2 separate regions of the Mus musculus genome follow, and region 1 is linked to region 2. A link is a loop called in an ENCODE intact Hi-C map of the cell type or tissue named here. Cell type or tissue: gastrocnemius. All regions are shown on one strand.

What was found. A loop is a pair of places that touch in the nucleus more often than their neighbours do. Peaks named below come from ENCODE experiments on the same cell type or tissue, not always from the same donor. Only the 100,000 strongest peaks of a DNase experiment are listed, where the experiment ranks them.
Region 1: a loop joins it to region 2, with 6 times the contacts of the local background. A loop is called at or near these places in 19 of 42 quality-filtered maps.

Annotation. Positions count from the first base shown.
Region 1 is chr5:27,421,969-27,426,968 of GRCm38, reverse strand. The region is part of intron 3 of Dpp6 (dipeptidylpeptidase 6); the gene reads right to left. Among named protein-coding and RNA genes, the nearest start is that of Gm52769, 76 kb to the left of the region's middle. In gastrocnemius, no CTCF peak of the experiment used is centred here; DNase peaks (open chromatin) are centred at 407, 2,042 and 3,023.
Region 2 is chr5:27,073,033-27,078,032 of GRCm38, reverse strand. The region is part of intron 1 of Dpp6 (dipeptidylpeptidase 6); the gene reads right to left. Among named protein-coding and RNA genes, the nearest start is that of Dpp6, 26 kb to the right of the region's middle. In gastrocnemius, a CTCF peak has its summit at 2,840 (motif pointing left); DNase peaks (open chromatin) are centred at 891, 1,786 and 2,820.

The DNA of each region.
Region 1 (5,000 bases), 350 kb before region 2:
TGGCTTTCCTCCTCCTCTTTCCCCTCCCCCTCCCCCTCCCCGCCCCCCTCCCCCTCCCTCCCCCCCCTCCTCCTCCTCTTCTTCTTCCTCCCCCTCTTTCCCCCTTCCTCTTTCTCTTCCTTCTCCTTTTGTAGTTCACATCACAAAAGTGTCTGAAGCTGGCAACATTGGCTTAAAAGGCTAATTTTCTTTCAGTCCTGATAGCATGGCTCTAATCAAGATCCTTGATATCTGAGCACCAATTGTCTGTTCCTTCAAGAGGAACCTGAAGGAGAAGGTTCAGCAGCCAGGCCTCCAGAGGTGGGTGGAGAAACGGGCATCACTAGCACCATGGAAGACCATGCCAGAATGGTCTGCACTCAGGTGCTCCCTCAGGTTCTAGAGCTCCCAGATCTTAACATTGTGCTGGAACAGCCTGTAGGGACATACACACTGTGATTCTGTGGGATATAGGAGTTAGAATGAATCAGGAGGCTTGGCCATGCTCATCATGACCCAGATGAGGTTGTGGTCAGGAACTGGGCCCTCTAGGTTTAGGGCATTTGCAGCCACCTGCCTCTGGCAACCTCCACTCCTCTGAGTGTAGAGGCTGGACCATCTGTGATGAAATGTGGGTTGTGGCTTTGTAGAAATAGTGGGTTATGTTCTGTGGGCTTCCCACACTCGGTATCCATTATTACATCCTGAGTAATTGCATGATAAAAAGCCAACTGCTACCAGCAACAACTAATGGCCATGTGGAACACAGGGGGCTTTTTAAAAACAAGAATAGCTGGTGAGGAGAAGAGAAACAGCTGACGGCTAGAAAAACTTTATCTTGGAATCTGTACATTGAAATCTGCGTCAGGCCCCACCACAGACTGACTGTCATGAAGAGGCAGAGAAAGAAGCCTCAAGCAGAATCCTTAGAGGTATGCGGTCTCTTCCCCTCAGCTCAGACTCGCTCATTGGAGCCATTGTGGTGGGAAGAACTAGAACACAAGATCTTTGGGTGATATTGGAAGTAGACTAACATGAAAGATATTTGGAAAAGCTATAGAAAATCATAGTACTTTATATTTACCTAAAATGGCTTATTATATGTATTTGCACACATACATACAGTTTAGTGTTAAGCATGGTAGAAATATCACTTTTGATGACACTATCAGCAGTGCCTAACATGGCATAGGTCTTTAAAATTTTCTAGAACTATGAAGGAGATCTGATACTTCATAGTCTGTAGGGTTCAGTGTGGATGGCATCACCCTCATGATATCATCGATGACATCAGCAGTGATGCAATGGTCACTGACCCTGTGGCATCACAGATGATGTCACTAACATCAGCAGTGATGCAATGGTCACTGACCCTGTGGCATCACAGATGATGTCAGCAGCAGTGCAGTAGAATGCCCAGATAGTTTAAGAAGCAACAAGAGAAAATACAGTTAAAGATCATTTGGGAAAAACAGGGGGATCAGGCAGAACATAGTTCCTACCTCTTGACTCAAGGTAAGAAGAAGAAAGATGACAGACTAATTTATACTAACTTGCTTAAATTTACACTGTTTATAATTTTCTGCTCTCTGGAATGGCACAAACTTTGACAAACAGACTGGATCACTTGGAAGCCCAATTCGGATTGGGAGTCAGAGGAATTTGGCTGGAATCCTATTATTATGAGTGTCTCAAGGGTCAGATTGCATTAGCTCTTAGTGCTCCCTCATAATAAAGTATGTTGTGGAAAGACAAGAGCAATAGAGTTGAAATTGGCCCAGTGAGGGCCTCTGTAAAGAGAGAGGCAGGTGCCAGGTCTGCACCTCAGCACTAAGATCTGTGAGTATGAGCCTCAGAGACTTTTATCACATATCCCTCATGGTTTGATTTATGAGGGAAGATGTGAAGAACAATTTTGGAAGAGTTCAGGGCAGGAACAATAAAGGAGCTCACCTTGGCACAACTTTTTCCCAAAGACACAGAATCATCACACATGCAAGAGGCAGAAGGCTGGCATCTCTGCAGGACACAGGGTATCTGCCCAGAATACTGTGGCTAAGGCATTGGGGTGGAAAACCAAGAGACTGTGCATTAGCAGCTCTCACTCTGCAGAGGGAAGGAGGCAGGCTCCTATAGAGGGACAATTCTCTCCCCTTGCTTTGCTCATCTGAGTCTGTCAAGTCTCAAAGTGCCTGATGACATGGTGGGCCAAGTGGGCTGTGCCCTTCAGGGAGGGTTGGCAGATGTCACACGTGAGACTTTGTCTGAGGTGGATTTCTCCTGTGGTATGTAGCTTGCCTATAGCCATCTGCTTATCAAACCATGTGAATGGCTTCAGGCATCTGCATCTCGTCTCACAGGCTGCCATCTGCCACCAATTCTGATTGGTGGTGGTGTTGGAGAGCTGATGTAGACTCACTTCTGTCCTTGGATAGCATCCTTCACTCTGGCTTTGACCTGCCCAAGATTTGCTGATTACGGACATGTACTCAGTCAAGGGCAAGCATCAACAATCTGAAAGATGTGAGTGCTGGGGCCAAGGCCCTAAGAACTGTGAGACTTGCTTCACAGTAGTCACAGGTCTGTGTGACCATGGTAAGTGAAGAAGCCCTTGGATTCATTTTCTCATCAGAGGCAGAAAAAGGTTGGAATAGATGCCTACTCTGAAAATCCCCACAATTGCAAATAACTGTGTAACTTCAGTCGGGTCATGGACCTTTCTGTTCATACTCTAACCTGGAAAACATAATCTGTTCTATAATATCTAACTTTACAGAACAACACTCACACATGCTGGGCTTCCAAAGGCTTGTTTGATTGTCTGTGTGACAGGAGGCACACTTTTGGGTGTGTCTCTGAGGCTGTTTCCAGAGAAGTTTCACTGAGGTGGAAAGACCCCTGAATGTGGGACGTGGGGTCCCAGACTGCTGAGGAGAGAGCCAGCTTAGCATTCCACTCTCCTTCCTCACTGTGGATGAGAAAGCCTGTCTGTTGTCTGCTGTTCACTGCTGTGGCAGCTGCTGCCTGGACTGGGCACCATGGTAAGTGCTGGCCTGCTCAAGTGTGCAGTAGGTCCCTCGGGGTCTCTCTGTTTCCAGAAAATATTTGGACACATCTGTCTCAGCTCTGTTCTGAGGTAATTCCTATATACCAGGCCCCGTTGGAGGAGGGAGGGAAACAAAGAAAGACCTCACTCACACCCAGCACTCCAGAACACTGTAGCCCTGGGTGGTGTGTTTCTGATGCCTGCCCCACTTATGCCATTGGGTTTTGATGTATCTACATGCAGCAAACATAACAGATGCTCCTAATGAAGTTGAATCTAGAAAATGTAAGAGTTCATTAGAAAATCAATATTTTATTTTATTTGATTTTATTGGCCAGAGAATACAATTTTACTTTCTTCCCACCACATCTGATTTCTGTTCTGAAGTGTTCGGTGATGTGAAGTTTCTCATCAGGGCCAGGGGGCAGAGGGGCAGAGTGACTGGGCACTTTGGGACTGTTACAGTTTGGATAGGGTATATGTTGAAGGCCTGGTTCCCAGTTGATTCTAATTGGACCACAAGACCTCTTGCTTAGTCAGTGAAACTAGTCACTGCTGGTTCTTATTTTGATGGCAAATATAACAGGAGGTGGGGCTTAGATCATGTGAGGGGTGACTGAGGAATCTCCTCATGGTGTATCACTCAGCTCACTAACCTCTCCATCAACGATGTCTCTCCCTTAAACCAAAGTGTCTTATGGCAATGTAAATGAGTGCCAAGCCACATATTGTCTCCTGCAATTCTATTTTCTCCACTAACAAACACTCAAAGATTTAATTGTGTGTTATGTCACGGCTACCAAACGTGAAGAGAAATCTTAGAATTGCCAGTGATACTACCAAGAAAATGGATGATAAATTTTCATTGTTGACTTCACTGAGTGTCATCACCATGGAGACACACCTCTGGGTGTATCTAGGAGGGAAGGACCCAGCCTTAATGTAGCAATCAACGTTAACAAGGATGTTTAAAACTATACCCAAATCAGAAGCCCACACAGAAACTCTGTGACTTCCATGAATTTAGGTGGAGCTGGAAGGCTCCGAGACCTGGGAATGGTCAGCTTTATCTTTCCTTGTCTCCTCACAGGAGCACCAAGGAGCTGCTTAGGGTGGGTGACCATGTAGCCACAGCCAGAGACTGTCTACTCCATAGTTTACCATGATAGTTACATTAGGGTCATCCATAGCACAGTAAAAATGACACTGCGGACTAATGTTTGAACCATTTTCATTGGAAATATAAAATCTCCTGAAACAACAAAACAATGAGAGTCTATAAGAAGTTAGAAAAATGGAATGTTTGTGTAGCTCACTATTCAGTTAGTTTATAAATCAATACTAGACATTTTTATAGACTTCTTATGTATGTGAGTGTTTTGACTACATGTAAGTATATGCCTGCTGGCCTCGAAGGTCATAATAAGACATCAGACCCCTTAGGCAATCCTAGGGAATTACAGGTTATGAGCTGTCAACTATGTGCTGGCACCCAAATCCAGGTCTTCTACAGGGGTAGCAAGTGTTCTTAATCACTGAGCCATCTTTCCACCCCCAACAACAAATACTAATTTTGTAGATAAACATAGCATTGTCAATTAATATAATAATGTATTTCCCTGGGGCCTCTACTGCCTCTCTCATTTTCCTTATGATCACTCACTCTGTAAAGCTAGTGTGAGTTCTGAACAGAACACTTGAGAGCACAGCAAAAATCACCAAGAAAAATCCCCTAGACGTCTTCCACAAAGCTGAGCTCACAGATATCAGAGTCTTTTAGAGATCAGGACACAGGGCACAGGGAGGAAGCCCATCTTCTGTCTTGGTTGCGGTCTCTTGTGTGTGATTAAAATACCATGACCAAAAGCAATGCGGGAAGGAAAGGGTTTATTTTACTTCACAGATTATAGCTCATCACTGAGGGAAGTCAGAGCAGGACCTCAAGCAGGACAGGAGGCAGGAGTTGAAGAAGAGG
Region 2 (5,000 bases):
CATGTGATACTGAGGTTGCCATGACAACCACTCATTTCTTTTTAGGAGTTGGCTAGATATTTTAAAAACAACAACAAAAGGTCCCTGAATATTTCTAGCCTCCAGATCTTCCTCATGTACATCTTACAGCAGTTTCTAATATAGTCACCTGTCAGTAGGCAATCCACCATCACTCTGTCACTAAATGACGACCTTAGGGACAAATTTATCCCTGAGACATCTTCTCCTCACCACTGCTCATCCGGTAACAGGATGTTCACACTCTCTTCTCAGGGTAGGAAGTCTATATAGTGTTACTATCTATTATAGGGCTATAACTATTATTATGGTAGAAATGGTTAACAGATATATGTTTAGACAGTTGAGATGTATAGTAAGAAATAACTTTATTTTTTAACTGTTCTGGTTCTCAGTACTTTTCTAGTACATTTCTCTGGGTTGTTTTGATTTGTTTTGTTTTTACAAAGGTGGTAGAATGTCTGCAGCATTTACAGAAGCAGATGACAACATGTCTGCCTTTAGCATACATCTTCGCTGCCTGCCAAAAAGCCAATTAAAATGATGATGCTAAGGTATGCAGAAGTGATACACAGGACCTGCTCAGGGCACAGTCATGGTTGAATGTCTGATGCCTGAAGTAAGCAAAGTGAAAGCATCCACTGCCCAAAGCCTGAACCAGGGAGGTGCCTCTGCAGTGGGACTTTGGGGAGGAAGGGTCTAATCGCTACATCTCTCAATTGTATCTCCCACCTCCTCCTCAGAAGTATTTTAAAGAGGGGAGAATTTTCCAAAGGTCACAGGGAGAGGCTCTGCTGGCATTTAGGGCAGGACTCAGGGATGCTGGCCATTTGGAGGAGTGAAGAGCCTGCCCTGTGAGGCTCCAGGTATCCTTAGCCCCTGCAGGTTGGCTGGAATAAAACCAGCTGTCTGGCACTGCCAGCCACAGAGGGGACAGCAGACATCAGGGCCACCAGGTCTAGAACCTTAGGACCCAGCACCAATAGATATCAGGGCTTCTAAATACCAGAGCCACCAGATTCAAGGCCACTAGACACAAAGGCCACCAAATTCAGGGCCATCAGATCCAGGACACAGAAACTCTGGATACCAAGGGCACCAGATCAAAGGCCATAAGATTTGGGCCTTCAGAACAAGGGCTTCCTAAAATTTAGAGATTTCTCATCTGTCTTCTGCCAGGCAAAAAAGTAATCCATTTTTCCTGTCTGTTGTGAACATTTTGTGTCATAATTAGGGTGTTCTGTCATAGCCTTATTCTACAGAAATAGTTTCTATTTCCTCCTGATAATTTAAAAACATTAGTCTTTAGTTCCTAGAGTCAGATAAAGGAAGCTGATTTTCTGCTCTTCACACAGGTGGATAAATGCTGTTCCCACTGATTTGTGAAAACTCTTCAGTCTTATGCTAATTTCCAGGTACAAGTTGGCATTTTCAGAGACCTAGCCTGTCTTTCCCTATGTTCCCTGAAGCTTGAGATAGGTGCTATAAATATCACCTCACAGACAGGAATGACAGCTACAGGAGTCTATACTTGGAAATCGTTAAAATCATACTGTAGTAGGAGCTATGTAAGCTGTATGTCTGTCTGTCCATTCATTAGGCTGAGTACTCTTTCTTCACCCAGTGCAGAGTACAGATCACAATTACCAAGGCCACAGGACTGGAGAGATGGCTCAGCAGTCAAGAACACTGGATGCTTTTCTCAAGAACCCAGGTTCAAGTTCCACACTCACATGGAAGGAAGCTCACAATAGTTTGTAACTCCAGTTCCAGGGGATCTGATGCCCTCTTCTGGCTTTCACGGGTATCAGACATGCAGGCAAAACATTCATGCATATGAAATAAAAATTAAAACAATAATGTAAAAAGTTACCAGGGCCTCACCTTGTGATTGATGCCCTATTGGCAGAAGCCATTTGTTCTCCATTGCCTTGCTCAGTCTTGGTCTGTTACATTTCTAGCCTTACCCTAGCTACATAATTAAAACATGCAACAGTGCACACCCCACACAGTAAAAATCATGCAAAACACCACTGTACTTGACCCCGTGGTTGCCCTGTGCAAGCAGGCAGCCCCATTTCAGCTGTTGCAGATCAGGATAGCTACAGGGGACTCTGATCAGACCATGAATATGAAGGCCAGGCACTGCAGCTCCTTGCCTTGTGGTGCTCAGACAAGCACCTCAGGACGCTTGCACCTGTGCTGTATATAGCACAGGCTCCTACTATTAGATTCACAGCGGACTCACCAGTGTTTAGAAAACCTTACCCATACCCAAAGACAAATCCTACACTTGTAGATGAAGATCCCTCATGCTGGGGGAGAATCATCCGCTTGAAGACCACTGCAAACCCTACTGCTAGAGTAACTCCAAAGTAACAACCCAATTCAGCCATGCATGGATGTCCTAAGGCTGGGAGATGCCCAGAGCCCTTTCACCATTCAGGAAAAGAGTGCTGGGTGTCACTTGTGAGGGTCCCCTATGGGAGCAACACGGCTCAGGGCATGCTATGAACGTGGGCAGGATCACAGGCCTCTGCACAAAGTCTGTTTGTGGTGATGTAATCAGATACCATTGAGCAGCTGCAGAAGAGTTCCATAGAGACCCCGGAGGTTATGGACAGAATCAGATAGGGCCAGACAGGGATGCCTTGCTGTGTAAAGGGGGGCTGCTGCAGCTTCTCCCCAGTGTGATGAACATCTCCGCTGACACAGGAGTTGTTTTTCGACGAGCTTCTGCTTGTCCCAGTCTTGCTGCGATTCTGCACAACCCTAAAAACCAGGGTCTCAGCAGTAAACTCTGCCCTCTGCTGGCAAGACTCACAAATCACACACTCCTGCTCTTCCCACGCCAGCCAGATCAGGCAGACAAATGGAAGCTGTCAAGGGGGTGCATAATGCTTTGTTTGTTTAAGAATGCTGTTTTTAATGATTGGGATTTTAGACTAATTTTGTCAACTTGACTCTTCCCATGCTCAGAAAAAGTTGAGTTGGAGAAAAGGGAAGAAACCTTCCCTGTTTCCTAGTAATCTGGTTTTGATTGACAAGGGAGGACCCTCTTCCTTGCTACTTGCTTGAAGAGATGCGAGAGCTGAGCTTATGAGCATGCTCAGTATAACACAGGTGTACCACCAGATCCAAGGAAGCACAGAAGAACGTTTCCACAGGGAGGAAATTAGATGATGGTGGGAATGGCCTGCCCATCTTGCTCACCACCCAGCAGGCAGTGGGTGCCATGGGCTCATCGTGTAATTCCTTGCAACTTATTCTAGGTTCGCACATTTCCATAAAGTGAATCTGGGCAGATCTCAGTTGGTAAAGACTGAACAGCTACAGCTGGAGAACGAAGGAAAACTCCACAGGGCTAAAGGACTCAGAAATTAGGAGCACTCGATGCTCTTTCAGAGGACCTGAGTTTAGTGTCCAGCATCCACAATAGATGGTTCAAACCACCTGTAACTCCAGCTCCTGGGATCAAATACCCTCTTCTGGCTTCTGCGTGCATCCACATGTAAATAAAATAAAATCATTGGGGGACAAAGAAAGGCCAGGGGTCGCAGTGGTCAGCAGACAGAAGGCCAAGAGACCTTTGGTCTCTCTTTTTCCTTTCTCAGATAGAAGGGTCAGAAGTGCAGCCAGTAGGCAGGCAAATCAAATCAGTGGCAGGGCACTTCCTTAGCTTTCACTCCCAGCGTCCCCATCTTTAAAATGATGCAACCAATACAAGTGCCCTGTTTATCACTGAAAGCTGAGGTAAGCCCTGTGTGAGATGTTTGTTCAGCCTTCCAGGGTAAAGCCATCTAATACAATGACATACATATGTGAGTCTTGTCCTATACTCTGGTTCTTGTCAGGCAATACAAGTGTGTGTGCATGTGACACTTGGGCATCCCAAGTTCCATAACACAGAAAGGAGGGCTCAATGAATGAGTGACTTAATAATATACTTCCCTTTTAAAACATGATTCATTCATCCATGTTAAGCCTCCCCATGGATAACTTACCTGATAGAAATTATGTGAATGTAGTCTGCAATCTCCCATGCCTTCAATTAACAAAAAGATGCAACAAAAACCATGTGCTGGGAAGTTTTGTATACTGTTTTAACTAAGGGCTCAAGGGGGGAATGCCCACCTTTTTAAAAGATTTATTTTATTTATTACTTTGTGTGTGTGTGTGTGTGTGTGTGTGTGTGTGTGTGTGTGTGTGTGTTCATGAACATCAGAAGATGCAATCAGATGCCATTGTGCGGCACCATCATTGTGGTTGCTGGGAACTGAACTTAGGACTCTGAAAGTGCAGTCGGTGCTCCTAACTGCTGAGCCATCTCTTCAGCCCTGAAGTATGCCTTTTTTCAAAAGGGATTTTATTGATGACACTGGGTTTGTCTATTGCCTTTTAGCCTTTTGGATAAGCACATTGATTACCTATGCCAGTGAGGAAGGAAGTCCCCTGGAGACATATTTGCAGAAGCTGGGTGGAAATCCAAGTGTGTGACTACCGTATGGAAGCACCTGGATATCAGTATGTAACGCTGCTGTCCCAGAATACAGCCTAACATTTTCAGAACTTCTCCAGTGAGTAAACAGGAATTTTATAACATGATAGCTACATCACAACTGCTTCTGAGAAGCAACCCTGTTCTTGTTTCGAGTTGTAAAGAAGAAAACGGAGCAGGTGGCAAGAACTTCTTACTTTGGAAGTAGCTTGCACTGTGGATCCTGGGCTCTGACTTACAACACCTATGTGTGTGCACACATCCTCCAGCCCCAAAGTCCTGCTGCTCACTGTCCACAGCAGGGATGGTCACCTGAAACTGCTGGGAGAGCCGAATCTTCAACATTGCCTGGGTTTTGGTTTGTTGGTTTGTTTGGTTTTTTTTTTGTTTTTGTTTTTGTTTTTTGCTTTTTTCCTATTTCTTAAAAGGAGAGGTGTGTATGTGTGCATTTGTCTGGATGCATGAGTATATGTGTATGTGTGTG